2 separate regions of the Homo sapiens genome follow, and region 2 is linked to region 1. The links are chromatin loops, found by intact Hi-C in ENCODE. Cell type or tissue: HCT116. All regions are shown on one strand. Links, peaks and the distances in the headings refer to the core of each region. The heading gives the core; the rest is flanking DNA.

What was found. A loop is a pair of places that touch in the nucleus more often than their neighbours do. Peaks named below come from ENCODE experiments on the same cell type or tissue, not always from the same donor. Only the 100,000 strongest peaks of a DNase experiment are listed, where the experiment ranks them.
Region 2: a loop joins it to region 1, with 5 times the contacts of the local background. A loop is called at or near these places in 6 of 110 quality-filtered maps.

What each region holds. Positions count from the first base shown.
Region 1 is chr4:37,797,973-37,806,312 of GRCh38, reverse strand. No RefSeq gene overlaps it. Among named protein-coding and RNA genes, the nearest start is that of PGM2, 25 kb to the left of the region's middle. In HCT116, for the core only: CTCF peaks have their summits at 2,757 (motif pointing left) and 4,036 (motif pointing right); DNase peaks (open chromatin) are centred at 2,743 and 4,042; H3K4me3 peaks cover 406 bases.
Region 2 is chr4:38,157,651-38,165,990 of GRCh38, reverse strand. LOC124900693 (a long non-coding RNA gene) reads right to left here. Exons shown (of 2, transcript XR_007058099.1): 2 at 4,445-8,340. Among named protein-coding and RNA genes, the nearest start is that of PTTG2, 200 kb to the right of the region's middle. RefSeq lists an enhancer at 4,643-5,144 and a silencer at 8,109-8,340. In HCT116, for the core only: no CTCF peak of the experiment used is centred there; DNase peaks (open chromatin) are centred at 3,520, 4,890 and 5,313; H3K27ac peaks cover 2,283 bases.

The DNA of each region.
Region 1 (8,340 bases), core at 140-8,139:
CCAAGGTGGTTGGAGCGCAGCTTGATTTTACACATTTCAGGAACACATGAGACATCAATCAAACACATTTAACATATACACTGGTCCGGTCCAGAAAGGTGGGAAAACTTGAAACGTGCAGGAAGGCGAGGGCTTCCAGGTTGTAGGTAGATTTAAAAAGTTTCTGATTGGTAATTGGTTGAAAGAGGTTGTGGAGACCAAAGTTTAGTGTGCAGATGAAGCCTACAGGTAGCAGGATTCAGAGAGAATGGATCGTAAATGTTTCTTTTCAGACTTAAGGTCTGTGTTGATGTTAAAGCTGGAGGGATACAATGAGGCCTGTTTATCCTCCACTTCCCATCACGGCCTGAACCAGTCTTTCAGGATAAATTTTAGAGTGCCCTGGCAGGAAGTCCATTCAGATGGTTGGGGGGCGGGTGGGGCTTAGAATTTTATTTTTGGTTTACAGATATTTAACAGTCAGAAGCAGAACAATTCCAAACAAGGCCTGCTCTGTCAAAGGAAGAGCTAAAAGATGGCTATATAAAAATTAGGATGGGGTTTCAGACTGGCTAACACAACATTCCATGAATAGATGGTATTTTATTTTTGTTTATCCCATTTCAGTGGAAGCAAGGACAAAAATGTAAAATCTATGCCTTGCTTATCAAAACTGCCAATAAAAAAGAGTGTTCTACCTTTCAAAAATTATTCTTATTTTGTAAAGACATTTTTTCTTAATTTTTGGAAAAGGCGTAATTTTCATATTCCTACTCAGATGCCAGTGTTTTGGATTTTTTTTTTCAGAGGGAATTTATTTAAAAAGAGTTTGCCTCCCCACCGCCCCACCAAATTCCCTTTGAAACAATAAGGATCCAAAAAGACACCTCAAAATCCCTTTAAAATTATTCTTTCTCTTTCTCTAAACAGGCAGGCGAGGTAATGGAAAAGAAGAAATTTGGTAAGTAAATTACAGTTTTGTGATTGCTCTTGCTACTGTCACCGCACGTCTATGAGTGTCAGTCACGCTACTGTGACTGTATGTCTTTAAGTGCCAGCTGGTGAGACACTAGTCTCTCACACACTACGGCAGCATTCACTCAACCTACACCATTGAGGAAGAAAACTGCACTGAAGACACAAGGAAAACAAATCAATCCAGTCTAGAGAACAACATTCAGGGAAACAGAGTACCAACACCTTCTTAGAAGATGGAAAGAAAAAATTAAAAATTAAAAATTCCCTCCATCTCCTTGTTTGAAAATGGTTCTTGACTGACCCAGACAGAGAGTTCTGGGTAATAAACCATTTTGAGAATCCTAGTGTTTGGTTTCTATTCTCCCTCTCTTCAGTCCAGGGAGACCAATAGACAAAAGACCCCCTCCCTGTTCACTCACTCTCCCCTCTACACCTGAAACACAAATGTCCATCTTAGGGCATTTTTAACCTACAGCAGGGATCTGCAAACATTTTCTGTAAAAGCTGAGATAGTGTTATAAAAGTTTTGGGCTTCCGGAGATCTGTGCCATAGACAACATGTAAGTGACTAGGTGTGTTTGTGTTCAATGGAACTTCATTTGTGGATACTGAAATTTAGATTTCATATAATTTTCACATGTCACAAAACACTCTTCTCTTCCTTTTTCTTTTTTTACACCCGTTTAAAATGTAAAAGTTACTCTTAGCTGTGGGCCATACCAAAACAGGCAGTGGGCTGGGTTCGTCCTGTGGGAGTCATGCTTTGCCCATCTCTGTCTTAAAGGAACTGTTGTGTATATGTGCTGCCAGGCTCATGCATAACAGTTCACAGCAGTGTTACCTGTAACAGCAACAAAACAAAAAGTCTACCATGGAAGCATAGGTAATAAGTAAAAATTTCTGATATAGTCATAGAATGGAACACTGCACAGTGCCAAAAATGCATGTACCAGTATCAGTGTGATACATGTATCAGTATGATTGGATCTGAATCACTTAATATTGATCAAAAAAGGAAGTCACAGAAGAATTCATACAGCCTGATACAGTTATAGTAAGGTTAAAGAAGGCAAAATTAAACAATATATGGCTAATAAAACTATAAAGAGGCCAGAGGCGGCCTGTAATCCCAGCACTTTGGGAAGCCTGTAATCCCTGCACCTGTAATCCCCGCACTTTGGGAGGCTCAGGCAGGCAGATAGATTTAGGTCAGGAGTTTGAGACCAGCCTGGCCAACATGGCGAAACCCTGTTTCTACTAAAAATACAAAAATTAGCCAGGCGAGGTGGCTCACACCTGTAATCCCAGCTACTCTGGAGGCTAAAGCACGAAAATTGCTTGAACCCAGGAGGCAGAGGCTGCAGTGAGCTGAGATCACACCAGTGAACTCCAGCTATCTCAAAACAAACAAACAAACAAACAAACAAACAAACAAACCCCAGAGCTATAAAGAAAGGCAAGGGAATTGTAAAGACAAAATTCAGAAAAGTGATTCCCTTAAGGATGAGAGACGAAGGTACACTGGGAGAAGCATATGGGAACCTCCAAGTTACTGGAATGTTTCTATTTCCTAAATTTAATCCTGGGCATACAGGAGTCATTTTTCTTCTCATGCTTGAAGCTGTATTATTTATATAAATAATATACGCTTATATATGTATATTTGACTAAAAATTTAACTTAATTTGGAACAGCGTTGCTACTGAAAATGAAGTTGATATAGTGCTTTTATCCCACAGGTTTGTTTACATATTAGGGGTTTAGCAAATAGATTTTGGTGTTAAAGGAAAGGGTGCCCTCTTCAGGCAATATGTCTCATATTGCTAAAGATTTTGACTAGAAAAATGTGGACTTAAAAAATACTAAAAACTCATAGAATCACACCACGAAGAGGCATTTTGTTTGGTGTTCTGTGTCTATTCTTACTCAGTACAAAGTATTTTATTTTTAGAAAACTCCAGGTAAGGATTTTTAAATTTCCATTTCATAATGTGACTTAGTTTAGTTTTTTTTAAATCTCTATTTCCTTTTTATCTTAATATCTATTTCTTTTCAACATATGGGATACCTTAGGCTCCTTTCTTGGAAGATTTAAGGTACAACTACAGAAATGCTTGTCATGGGATACCTCTTTTGGCCTGTATTAACAGCAGTGATGGGAAAGCATTCCAGAATTCGATTTCTTTTCAAAAAGGAAAAACCTACTAAGATCTAAGATTTAATGGGGACTACCATGTTTAGCCTGAATATTTAACACATGCTTTCATTTAATGTGTATATTACACAATATTCTATGAAAATAATGTAAGCAAAAATTACAATTTAGTCAATAATTGCTAAAAAAGAAAAGTTGAAGTTATAGCATTAGTAGTTTGGAATTAATAAATATATATTTTTTGACCAGGCATTACAATCTACTTAAATAAAACGTATTCCTTGTTAACTAAGAGGGCACTTGTTTATTATTACTATTATTTTTTAACCTTAAGTCAAACATAATATTTATTCACCCATATCATCTTATAGTACCATTGTATTTCAAATAATCTGTTAAATCAGTTTTTTTGTATTACATGTTAGTTTAAAATAATTGTTAAATAGTTTAGTTAATCTATTATTTTCATTTTTTTATGACCATTTTAAACTTAATTCACATAAAGAATTTTATTGGCCCTAAAATTATGCTTTGGAAACATATTTTTAATAAAATCAAAATGGGTTCTACTTCTTTTTGAAATTTGTACTCTTCCTATTTTTATTACTTATGGAAGAATGAAAAGTGGACAGTGGAAATTAGAATCCTAGGATATTAAAACTGAAAGAGACTTTAGAGATCATCTTGTCTGTTGCCCTTTTTTGACAGCTGAGTTAATCGAGTTCTAAAGTGGTCACTTGATTTGTCCCAGGTCACACAATTTTAGTAATTGGGATGGCTCTTTTAATCAGTTTCAAACGAAGTTAGTAGATGATTGGTTTTTGTTTTAATGGAGTAGGTTCTTCAGTGGGAGCTTGGTTGGCATGCCTTGCTTTTTATCACCAGGTAGCTGGGAGGCAGTGTGGTGCAGTGGAAAAATGCTTCCTTCTGAGTCAGGGAAACAGAGCTGGGACCTGCTTCCTGCCACTTGGTGGCAGCCCTTGGGCAAATTACTAGGGACAGGAATGGGAATAATAATACATATCCTAACGAGTCAGCATGGGCCTTCAAAGAGATGCACAGTGCTTGGCCTACAGTACATCTTCGGTTACTGGTAGCTGCCATTATTATTAGCTGTATATTTTTATTAGTAGTGCTATATTTTATTATTAGCTGTGTATTTCTATACATTATTAGTATATATTAGCAGCATTTTTTTTGCTTATTTTTTATCTGAAATCCATGTCCCTAATTTCTAGTTACTTGCCTTAATTCTCCATTATTTTCCCACATCTCTTGCAGAGTGACTTGTACTGTATTTAATTCCTTGGTGCCTCAGTTTCCTCATTTGTAATAGAAGAGAGGAGTTGAACAAAATAATTTTTAAATCCCTTTAGGCCTAACTTTCCATGTGCTGACCAGTGGGATTTTTGGAGCCAAAAATCCCTGCTTCTCAAAGGAAAGCTTTCAGGCCTATATTAGTTGCCTCCAGTGATTAATTCCTTTGACTGCACAATGAAAAATATTGGATCAAAAAATCATTGTCAGGAGTTTTAAAAAGTGCTGGTAGTGGGGGTGGGGGATAAATCACTGTTTGATAAATATTGTCAAGCAAACAGATAACAGCATGGAGAAAAATTAAATTTGATCCATATTTCATATGGTATTTTGAAGTGAATTTCAGATAGGTCAAACAGTTAAATATTTCATGGCAACTGTTAATGAAAAAAAATCTTTTGAAAACATCATACCAAATGTAATTCAGCTGTGGAGGAGAAATAAGTATTTTAAACTTTTTTCTTTCTTTTTTTTTTTCAGACGGGGTCTCGCTCTGGTGCCCAGACTGGAGTTCCATAGCACTATCATGGATCACTGCAGCCTCGGCCTCCCAGACTCAAGTGATCCTCCCACCTCAGCTTCCCTAGTAGCTGGGACTACAGGTGGGCACCACCATACTCAGCTAATTTTTGTATTTTTTGTAGAGAGAGTTCTTTCTATGTTGCCCAGGCTTGTCTCAAATGCCTAGACTCAAGCCATCCTCCTGCTTTAGCCTTCCAAAGTGCTGGGATTATAGGTGTGAGCCACTGTGCCCAGCCTATTTGAAGTTTTAAGAAGTACAGGCTATGACCAGAGATGCAATGCATATGATCAAATATGTCAAGTCAAACTAAAATTTCCATACACGTGCTGTATTAAAATAAATATTGAAAGAAGTAAACAAGGTAGAGGAAATACACTAAACATCTGATAAAAACCTCATTATTCAAACATAATGAGCACATGCATGTAAGAATTACAGGTAGAATACATTTAGTAGATGATTACAGGTGATCCAAAACAACAGATAGTATATTATCTCATAGAAAAAGAGTCTATGAGCCAATAGAATAAAAGGAATATAAAACAGGAAACAAAATTAATAGCAATAATAATGTCCAGTGTAGCCAGGGCTACACCATCACCATCGGAAAAGAAAATATGCTTTTCCACTGCAGAAGGGTTACGTCTTTCTGGAGAATAAATTCGCATTATGCAGCTGGCTCTCTAAAAATTCTTTATGCCCTTTAACCCAATAATTCTATTTTGGAAATATATCCTAAAGGAATTAACTAAAAAGAAATGACACCAGTTATAGCTGCTCCATTTATAGGACAAAATAAAAAAAACAGAAAGGGAGAGTTTATTCCAACAAAAAGATGAAACGTGTGTCATACGTTCATGCACACACACACACACACACACACACACACAGTACACACATATTAACATACTCTCTAAGCAGAAAAAGTGTATGTGGTCTATGTAAATACTTGGTAGTTTTTTAGGGAAAATAACCTTAAGGTGAAAAAGAGAAGCACAAGATACTAGTTACATAATGAGTGTAGCTGCAACGATTTCATACAGTGATTGTTTATTCAGTCAAGTTTGTATCTCATGGTCTCTAGTTTGCCTGTGAATCAGAGACAAGCTATTTGTTGTTATGTTGTTTGCTGCAAGTTCTTGGGAATGAGGAGGGCAAGAGATGATGGAAGTGAGGCTTGAGAAGAATGTCTAAGAATTGAAGTGGCTCTTTGGGGGAATGGGATGAGGAGCTAAGGATTCCTGGAAGGATTGTGCCTGAGGTTATAGAGCCTGAACTTCTCAGTTGGTTCCAATCTGAAGAATGTGATTTTTTTTCCCCAGCAATGATCCAAAGTCAGGATGTGGGAACAAAGAAGGGGACACAGTCAAAAAACAAAGGCTGAAGTTTGCAGACAGGTGAAAAGAACGACAAAGGAGGGAGTGAGTTGAAGTATTGGTAGATGTGTCAGGCATTGGTTGAAGCAATAGAAATGACCCATTAATGTAAGCAGATAATGAATAGCTCATAGATCAAAGGGAAGTTTGAAGAATGAGACTTAAAAAACAGGTAGGAACCAAGAGGGATCAGACAGCCATGATTGGCATGAGCAGCCAGAACACCCTGCTGGAATGACTGTTGGAGCTGCCCAGGGGCCCCACTGGATCTGCCTTGTGTGGATGCTGGTGCTGTGAATACTTTCTAAACTCTCCAGTTGTTTCTGGTGGTCAAGAGTTGAGACCTCAGGTGGGAGCATCTAATTGGCTAAGCCTTGGTCATCTGTTCAATCTCTTCTTCCAGGAAGAAGAAGGAAGTATCTGTCCCCTTCAGCTCCCATACTAGTTGTGAATCTCCACCTCCCAACAGAATCTCATTACAGAAATTCTCCATAATTAGAAAAGGTATAATGAGGTGTGTCTGTTTCATCATGGCTGGGAAACCAGTTTCTCTGGAGTTTCCTTGGCCAAGAGGGGTACATTCAGTTGGTTGGGGTACTTAGAATTTTGTTTTTAATTTACAAGCCAAAATGAGGCTCTAAAGGAAGACTTGGGGCAATGAGGAAGAGAGTCCCTCTTTCTCTCTCTCCCTCCCTCTTTGGTAGTTGGGTCTCCTTTGTGGCTTCACCCCCTGCCCAATAGCCCGTCCCTCCTTCTGGGCATCTCCCACTAGAAAAGCCCCAGCTTTGGGACTCTGATGACACCACTTCATCCTAGTGACCTTCAATTCCTGGGGATGGTGCTGGCCTCCTGTATCTCTAATCTCTGGGTAGTCTTGCAGTTCCCTATTTGGCTTCTCAGTCCTTGTATAAATTCCTTTTATTAAATTTTCATTGTTTGAAAGACCTAGAGTGTTATCTGTTCTCCTGACTGACATGATATTGACAGCAAAAACTAAATATTGTGGAATCCACTTGATCTTCATCTCATTCTCTGGTCATCAGGTTGAGACAGAGCCTCCTGTCACCTGAGAACAATTGGGGAGTTATAATTGGAAGCAGTGTGAGTCTTGCTGTCTATCAAATCCTTTCTCTTTCCTTTTAGACACTCAGCTAGACTTGATTTCCCAATCATACAATGGATTCCTGTCTAATGGAATAAGGGTAGAATTTATGTCTGGAATTTCCACCCCTGAATCATAAAAATCTTCTTTCTCTCTCTCTTCTTTCTGCTGGCTGGACTTTAGCACTCAGGACAACATGGGAGGTACATGTTGAAGAGGTCAGAGCCTCTGTCTACCTGGGTCTTGAACTGTTGAGCTAGAGTGGACTCTTCCCACATGAACCACTACCAACTGGACTTGATATGAGTGAGAGATAAATGTTATGGTAAATCGCTGACATTTGGGGGTTTATCTGTTAATGCATCCTATGTTACCTTAGCTAACACATGATATGAGAATTTTTTTTTATTAGGGAGCATAGTGGTTAATAATGGAGATAGATGGGATTACAATCCCAGCTCTGCCACTTACTAGCTTTATGACTTTGAGCAAGTCACTAAATTCTCTCTAAGCCTCAGTTTCTTCTGCTATAAAATGGGAATAATACTATTATTCTGTGGTGGCATTGTAAGAAATTAGTAGACACACTTCTATACATAATATCTATATGCATAATTCCATACATAATTATCATATTAATACTATAGGTTTAGTTGAGAACTCAGTAACTGTTAGACATTTTTGTTACTACTCAACTAGGAGGTAGATTAGGTCTACTTTCACTGTATGCTATTTTAAGTAGGTAGTGTCTCATAACTGTAAGGTGCGTTAGTGTAAGTTAAGCAAAGTACTATTTTTAGATAAATGGAACATCATTATATAGTCAATCACATGGCCATTGAACTTTCTTCCTGGGGTTGTCATCAGATTTTTCCACTGCCATTGCTGGAAGATAACGTGATTGATTTCA
Region 2 (8,340 bases), core at 295-8,294, 360 kb before region 1:
TCCATCCCTGCACTGACAGATGGGAGTACCATGGTCAAGGACACATGCACACCTGTGGCAGAGCCAGATCTGGAAACTAGACTACTGGCTCCCAGTCCAGGGCTCTCTCCAGTGTGCCCAGTGTGCCCAAAGAGATGCTGGACTGATTGGTACCGAAGGACATTCATCAAATGCCAGAGTCCTTAATATCCCATGAAGACACCAAATAGACATAAATGTGGAACAATTGACAGAGAGAGGCAGGAACCTCTTTTTATTTATAGCCATTGGGTGCCCCTATTGGCCTATTCATGATGGAGGGGAGTTGAAGGGATCTGCAAGAGAGGAAGGGAGCAGAAGAAGCAAGACAAGAAGAACAGAGCATGGTGACCGGGAAAGTCAGTTATGGGACCAGCCTTCCCGTGTCCACATCCCAGCCCTCACACTTACTTAGGTGGGTTGCTTACACTTTCTGTGCCTCAGTTTGTTCATTGTAAAGTGGAGATAATACAACTATCTACTCAAAAGGTAAGGATTGAGTAAATTATTTCATGGAAAGCATTTAGCACAGTACCAGACTCACAGCCATTGTTCATATTACCAGGGAAGAGAAGCATTGGGAACAGCCAGGAGAAAACCACACAGCATCTCTCAGGCCTGACGGTAAATAACTCACTCGCCCTATTTCTAGCAGTGTTGCTAGAAGGCAGTAGAATGCACTGCAAAAGGCCTGAGTAGAAAAACTGTATTCATTATCATTTGTCAATTTATAAAAATAGATAAATAAAAATAAGTAGACTAATATGAAATAAATACAACTTTTAATTTGGGAAAAAGAAACTGTAGACTGGGGGCGGTGGCTCACACCTGTAATCCCAGCACTTTGGGAGGCCAAGGAGGGCCGATCACTTGAGGCCAGGAGTTTGAGACCAGCCTGGCCAACACGGCAAAACCTTGTCTCTACCAAAAATAGAAAAATTACCCAGGGCATGGTGGCACATCCCTATCATCCCAGCCACTCTGGAGGCTGAGGCAGAAGAATTGCTTGAACCCATAAGGTGGAGGTTGCAGTGAGCCAAGATCATACCACTGCACTCCAGCCTGGGTGACAGAGTGAGACCTTGTCTCAAAAAACAAACAAACAAACAAAAACTATTGGCACAAGGCTAAGCTGCTGTAACAAAGAGCCCAAAATACCATGACTTAGAGAACAATAAAGATTATTTCTCTGTCACATCACAATCCTGATGTGAACTATGCAGGTCAGGGAGGAAACTCTGTCCTTTACCTTCAGGAAGACTGGTTCTTTCCAATGTATTGCTTTACCATCCCCCTCAGAATCTTGTCCAACTAAGTCATCACCACATCCAAATTGTATCCAGCATGGAGAGGAAGCATACCCATGGTCTTAAGACTGAGGCCAAGAAGTGGCATCATCATTTCCGGTCACATTTAACTTGCAAGAATTTCATCACATGGGCACACCTAGCTGCAAGGGAGGCTGGGAACGGAGTTTGGCTGGGTAGTCACAAACTCAAAAAGAAGGAGAGAACAGATCTGTGTTCAAATCCAGTTCTTTCAGTTGCTTATTGTGTTTGAGGTCAAATTATATAGGCTCTCTCCTCCTCTTTTGCTCGTTTATTTAACCAGTTCTCTCTTTTTGGGCACTCTTTCTTTCCACAAGTATTTCTTGAGCACCTACTATGTGCCAGGTACTGTTTCAGGTCATCAGGATGTAGCTGTGAAAAAGACAGACCAAGCCTTTGCCCCTCTATGGCAGAATCACCACAAGGCTAATGAATGACAGACCTTTTCTTCCCTTTCTAAATCAGTGTTCATTCTCATGTCTAATTTTATATTCTTTTTTAAAAATTGTTTTTCTTAAAACAGGCCTCAGATTTATATGTGCTTCGGGTCACACAAAACTTGGATCTTCCCCTACTGCTCTCATGGGGCTGACATCCTAGTTGTGAGAAAGAAAGCAAACACATTAACAAATAAATATATACTTCATCACATGGTGATCGTCTTATGACATAACAAATAAAGGCATGGTAAGAAGACAGGGGCCACTTTATTTGTCCAGGTCAAGACCCTCTCTAAGGAGGTGTCGTGTGAGCAGAGATGGAACAAAGGGAGTTGTTTCTACCTTTTACTACTCTAAAGATCATGGTGACTCACTGTCTTATACACAAACCTTTGTGTAAGCTTCTGATTATTTCTTAGAATCTATTTCTGGTAGTGGAGTTAATGAGTCAGGCAGACAAATGTTTTTAAGTTTCTCAAAACCATGGACTGAAACCTCTCTTTTTAATGAGATTTCTCATTAGAGTTGTGAAAGAAGCAATTGACAAAGCCCTAGATTCCAAGGCATTTTAGATCCATATTTAAGTTTGTTCAATATTGAAGGATGCTTAGGACCTTTAAGGATTACTTAAATCCTTGAACCCCACATCCTAACTAGCCTTTCCCCTCCTATCCCCAAGCCTACACGCATTTCTTTATCCTAGAATTATTTCTTAAATCATGGACTTTTACTGTGAAAAGGAACCTTGGGGCTGGGCACCATGGCTCACACCTGTAATCACAGCACCTTGGGAGGCCGAGACAGGTGAATCACAAGGTCAGGAGTTTGAGACCAGCCTGGCCAACATGCTGAAATCCTATCTCTACTAAAAATACAAATATTAGCTGGGTGTGGTGGTGCACCTGTAGTCCAACTACTTGGAAGGCTGAGGCAGGAGACTCGCTTGAACCTGAGAGGCACAGGTTGCAGTGAGCCAAGATTGCACCACTGCACTCCAGTTCAGGCGATAGTGCGAGACTCTGTCTCAAAAGAAAAAAAAAAAGAAAAGAAAAGGAACCTTGTAAGGATGAATCCATTCCACTTCCCTATTTTATTGCTGTGGAAACTGAGGCCCAGAGATATGGCTGACTTGCCGTAAGCTTTACAGTGAGTTCATGGTCAAGCCAAGATAAAGCCTCAATCTCCTGATTCCTGTTTCTGCAGCCAAAATCAATGACAAATGAAATGTGCACACAGTGTTTCATGATGGCAAAACCAGGGACAGAAATTTTACAGGAAATACCCATGGATACAGCCTGCCAAATGTACCTACTTGGTTGTGAGCATTATTAATTAGGTAATAAATGCAAAGGACATAGGACAGCGCCAAAATATTTTAACCGATGGATACTATTGTGGCAGAGCAAGCAGCATGTCCCAAGACCAGATGAGGGCCCCGTGGGAAAAGAAGCAGGTGTGGGGTAGTGTGGGGTGGTCTTGGGGCTTAAAGGCATGGACTGAAGACCTCAGCAGAGGGACTGGACGTGGCACCTCCAGAATCCCAGGAGCTGGGGAAAGAATCACATGAGACCACCTGAAGGGACAGAGGTGCTTCAGCCTGGGTCAATGGAACCACAGGCGAGAGCAGCCCAGCTGGAGGCCTTTGTGGAGCTCATGGCAGGGTCAGCTTTAATCATCAGCCAGGCTGCTCCAGGGAGGCCAGCTGTCCGGCCCAAAAGCCTTAGGCTGCCCAGCCACATGAGAGCTGTTTCATCCTCATACCTCTCCCCTTTCTGGGCTTCATTCCAGGAATGGAGGGAAATAGCAGCAAACAAAGGGAAGGAGGTGAGCAGAGGGAGGGGAAAGGAAGAGGGCCATGACCCCTTCCCAGGGCAGACTTCCTGGGTGAGACAGGTCCCAGCCAGGGAAGGAAAGAAGATTTAAAGCTAAATTGTTTCTGAAGTTTTAACTATTATCTGCAACTTGGAATGCTAAAATCTGAATGGAGGCCATTTTGTGCAATTCAAAGGATATTTTATTGTCTGAATGTGACCTTGAGATCTCTGGTCTACCCAAGTCATCAGCAGGGGTAGAGGAATGCTGCCCCTACCCAATAGAATTAATTTAAAGAGGCAATGAGAGGCCCCACAAAACTTAGATCTGCCCCTACTGCTGTCATGGGATTTATAGGTGATGATAGAAGATAGATAGATGATTGATAGATAGATAGATAGATAGATAGATGATAGATAGATAATAGATAGATTGATAGATAGATAGATAATAGACAGATGATAGGTAGATAGATGATAGATAGTAGATAGATGATAGATAATAGGTAGATGATAGATAGATGATAGACAGAAGATAGATAGATAATAGCTAATAGATGATAGATAATAGATTGATAGATGATAGGTAGGTAGATAAATCGAGAGATGATAGATAGGTAGACAGATGATAGATAGAGTTGCATTTTGTTCACAGTGTCCTTTCCACCTTTTTGTAATGTGCCAGTTACACGTGATCTTAATCGTCATTCTGGCTGTTACACATGTGCAGTGTTGTTTCCTAAATAAACACTCTCCACTAACAGGACCCACATTGATTCCACTCTCGTGCACTCACTCATGAGTCATAATTAATTTTTAGACACTCTTTGAAGAATCACCTTCCTGATTGTATGTATGAAAGTTTTATTTTCTATAGTAATACACATTATACAGGCCAATATGAATTCAACATAAGCTCAAAATGGCAATTATTGTCTTCTAATGTCTGCAAACTATAGAGTCCCATACAGTGTTTTCACTGTATGACCCAGACCTCCCCCATCATGCTCAGCCAAAAGCCTATTCTGTACAGATTACATTTAGTCAGTTTTTTATTCATTCATCATTCATTGGATTGGGTATCGTCTGTATGCAAATCCTTCTGTGGGGTGCTGGAGATACAAATTTGATAGCTGGATGGACACACAGTCCCTGCCCTCAATGCACCCATGATCTAGTACCATATGAATTGATGGATATTAAATTGTTATGATAACCAGCGATGAGGATGATGTCAGCATTGTTTACAAGTTGCCATGGGAGCACAGGAGGAAGTAGTTAGCTTTCTTTTGCAATGACTCAGATCAGGTTTCACAGAAGAGAAGATCAATGGGGCTGGAATGATCAGTAAGACTTTCCCAGGCAGCTGAAGGGGGTCATGTTAGGCAAAGGGAAGAGCTTGTACAAAAGCATGAGTCAGGAAAGCCTAGGTTATGCTTTGGTAATAATATGACCCTGAAGCCTTCGTAGCTGAAGATAGCTGAAGTTTATTTCTCACTCAGGTCACCTGCCTAATCAGGTCAGCTGGACAGGAGGAGTAAGGAGCAGGGCCCTGCTCCACACAGTCACTTGGGGACCCAAGCTAGAGGGTCCAGCTGTACCACCTGGAACATGTGGTTTGTAAGCTGGCATTGCAGGAAAACAAAAAAAGCTGGAATTTAGCACACTGGCTCTTCAATGCTTCAGCTCAGAGGTGACACATAAAATTTTCATCCACAGCCCATTGGCCAGAACTAATCACATGCCTCCCGGAGTTGCAAAATGTACAGGAACACATGGCTATTCCATGAGTAATAAATGTCTCTGCTACAAGCACAAGGCATGAAACTGTTTCCTGGGTTTAGGGAACTGTGAATGGTTCACAATGACTGGAGAAGAGATTGCAAGAGGAAATGTCTAAAGAGGAGCTCGGAAAAGTAGGGATGAGATGATGAAATCTCATGTGCTCTGCATAGGAATTTGGACCACCTTATGTGCAGAGCAGAGCTTGAGAAGAGTTCTAAACATGGTATCATGGTAATACTTGTGTTTTAAAAATGTCTCAGCCAGGCACGGTGGCTCACGCCTGTAATCCCAGCACTTTGGGAGGCCGAGGTGGGCGGATCACCTGAGGTCAGGAGTTGGAGACCAGCCTGGCTAACATGGTGAAACCCTGTCTCTACTAAAAACACAAAAATTAGCTAGGCATGGTGGCGGGCACCTATAGTCCCAGCTACTTGGGAGGCTGAGACGAGAGAGTCACTTGAACCTGGGAGGTGGAGGTTGCAGTGAGCCGAGATCGCGTCATTGCACTCCAGCCTGGGCGACAGAGCGAGACTCCATCTCAAAAAAAAAAAAAAAAAAAAAAAAAAAGTCTCATGCAGCAATGCAGAGAATGAGTTAGAGGGGGTTGAAACAAGAGATAGAAAAACTAGTTTGATTCTTATAGTTGCATAGGTTAAAAATGATGAAGAAACTAAAACAGGGATTTGGGGGATGAATATGAGAACTCTTAAAGAGATACTTGTTAGAACATCATGACTATGTAGATATAAAAGAAGGAGAAGAATAGAATGACTTCCAGGTTTCTGCTTTAGGGCCTAGTGCCCCCAATCAGGATAAGGAGTACAGGAAAATGAGTGAGTCCGGGGAAAAGACATGGAGGCCAATTTGAGATCTGGTGAGTTTGAGTTACCCACTGCCTATTGCTATGTGTTGAACTGTGTCCTCCCAAAAGATGTATTCAAGTCACAATCCTCAATGTCTCAAGATGTGACCTTATTTGGAAGTAGGGGAGTTGCAGATATAGTTTGTTAAAATGAGGTCCTCTTGGAGTAGTGTGGGCCTTAATATGACTGGTGTCCTTATAAGAAGACAGTCATGTGATCATGGAGGCAGAGATTGGAGTGATGCACCTACAGGCCAAGAAATATCAAAGATTGGCAGCAAACTCCAGAAGCTAGAAGATGTCAGAAGGATTCTCCCTAACAGGCTTCAGAGGGGGCATGGCCCTGCGGACTTTCCAATTTCAGACTTCTAACCTCCTGAACTGTGAGATGGTGAATTGTTGTTTAAAGCCACCCAGTTTCTGGTACTTTATATTGGCAGCCCTAAGAAACTGATGCAGGTATCCAGGTGGATCTGTCCAGTTGAAAGATTTGGATGAAGGCAGACCAGTCTTCTTCCAAAAGCCCAAGAAGGGAATACTAAGGAACAACAGAGCATGCTGGGGCCTGCGCTGGAAGAAGGTTATTCTGTCCAGGGGTGGAGAGGAGGAAAGGGGATTGCACAGGGAAACCTCACGATGAGGATGACATTTGAAAAGGGCTTTGGGGAATAAAGAGCAATCTTTTTCTCTCCTAGCTGATGATAAACTCCTGGGAGCCAAGTTCACATATCTATTCAAGTAAAAGTATTTGACAAATATCTATTAATAACGCATTTTTGTGTTGGGCTCTGTGCTAGGTATTAAGGATATAATGGTGACCAAAATGGGCACAGTCCTTATTCTCATGTCACTTATAATCTAGTGAAAAGACAGACATTAATCAAGTAGTCACCCAGAAAAATATATAAGCAGTCATTCTGATCAATGAAATGGAAAGAAACTACCAAGTGTTAAAAGAACATATTGCAAGGAAATTGTTCTAGCCTGGAGTTTGTGAAACGCTTTTACAGGAAGCGATGCTTGAGCTGAGATCTGAAGTTAAAGGAGTCAATTTCAAAGAAGGAAAGGCAGGAGAAGCAGTCCAGACAAAGGCTCTGACAGAGGAAGGAATGGGTTTGTGCAGATTTGGGAATCTGAAAGACAGCCAGTGTCATTGCAGGACTGAAAGTAGGTGGAGTTCAGCAGTGGTGGGGAGGGACAAGGTCAGGTGTGTGTGTGTGTGTGTGTGTGTGTTTCGATCACCTGGATGAGTATGGTTGGAGAAGGGCTGGAAGCAAATAAAACCATTGAAAAAGATTGCACTGGTCCAGCCCAAAGAGAATGGTGGCCTGAACCAATATGGTAGCAGTGGAGATCATGAGTTCAAGAAGTATTTCTTTGGCATCTAATGAAGAAAAACATAAGTTAAGAATGAAATCACCTCTCTGTAGATACAGCTTTTCCATACTTCTCCCTGCCTTGGGGTTTTAAAAGACCATCTGTCTGAAAAAGTGACGTTGATGCTTCAGTAAAAAACACCTTGACATCTGGTAATAAAGACTCAGTCTACAATGAAGTGGAAATTGAATGGTGTTCTGGGGTTATAGTGAGACTCTCTCAAGTTGGGGAGAGGGAGGCACATAAAAGAGAGAACAAGAGGTTAGACCCTTGAAGACTTTCACAGGCCATGGAGGACCCAAGGCAAGGTCCTGTCTGAAGAAAGGGATTCCTACAGCACCTGCCAGCAGTAAGCTTCTCTCATCAGATACCCTCTAAGGAGCATGACACACAGGAACTGTGTTCATAAGGAATGTAATGTACAATTGAGCTCTCCCAAGGCATTCTGCAAGGCAGTATTAACACCTGGAAAGCACTTAAGCTTCTAGAGTCAGGTTTTACTCCTCTGCTGCACTTAAACTCTGGATATGAGATAGGAATGAAGTCCGGAGGCTGTGGCTGTTGCATTACATAAGAGGGTGTGCCTCTTCCCAGGGGTGTGGCTTGCAGTTGACCTTCTCCTGAGTATTACATGCCCAGCTCCTGAAGGTGGGTGCTATAGTTTGGATGCTTGTCTCCTCCAAATCTCATGTTGAAACTTGATCCCCAATGTTGGAGGT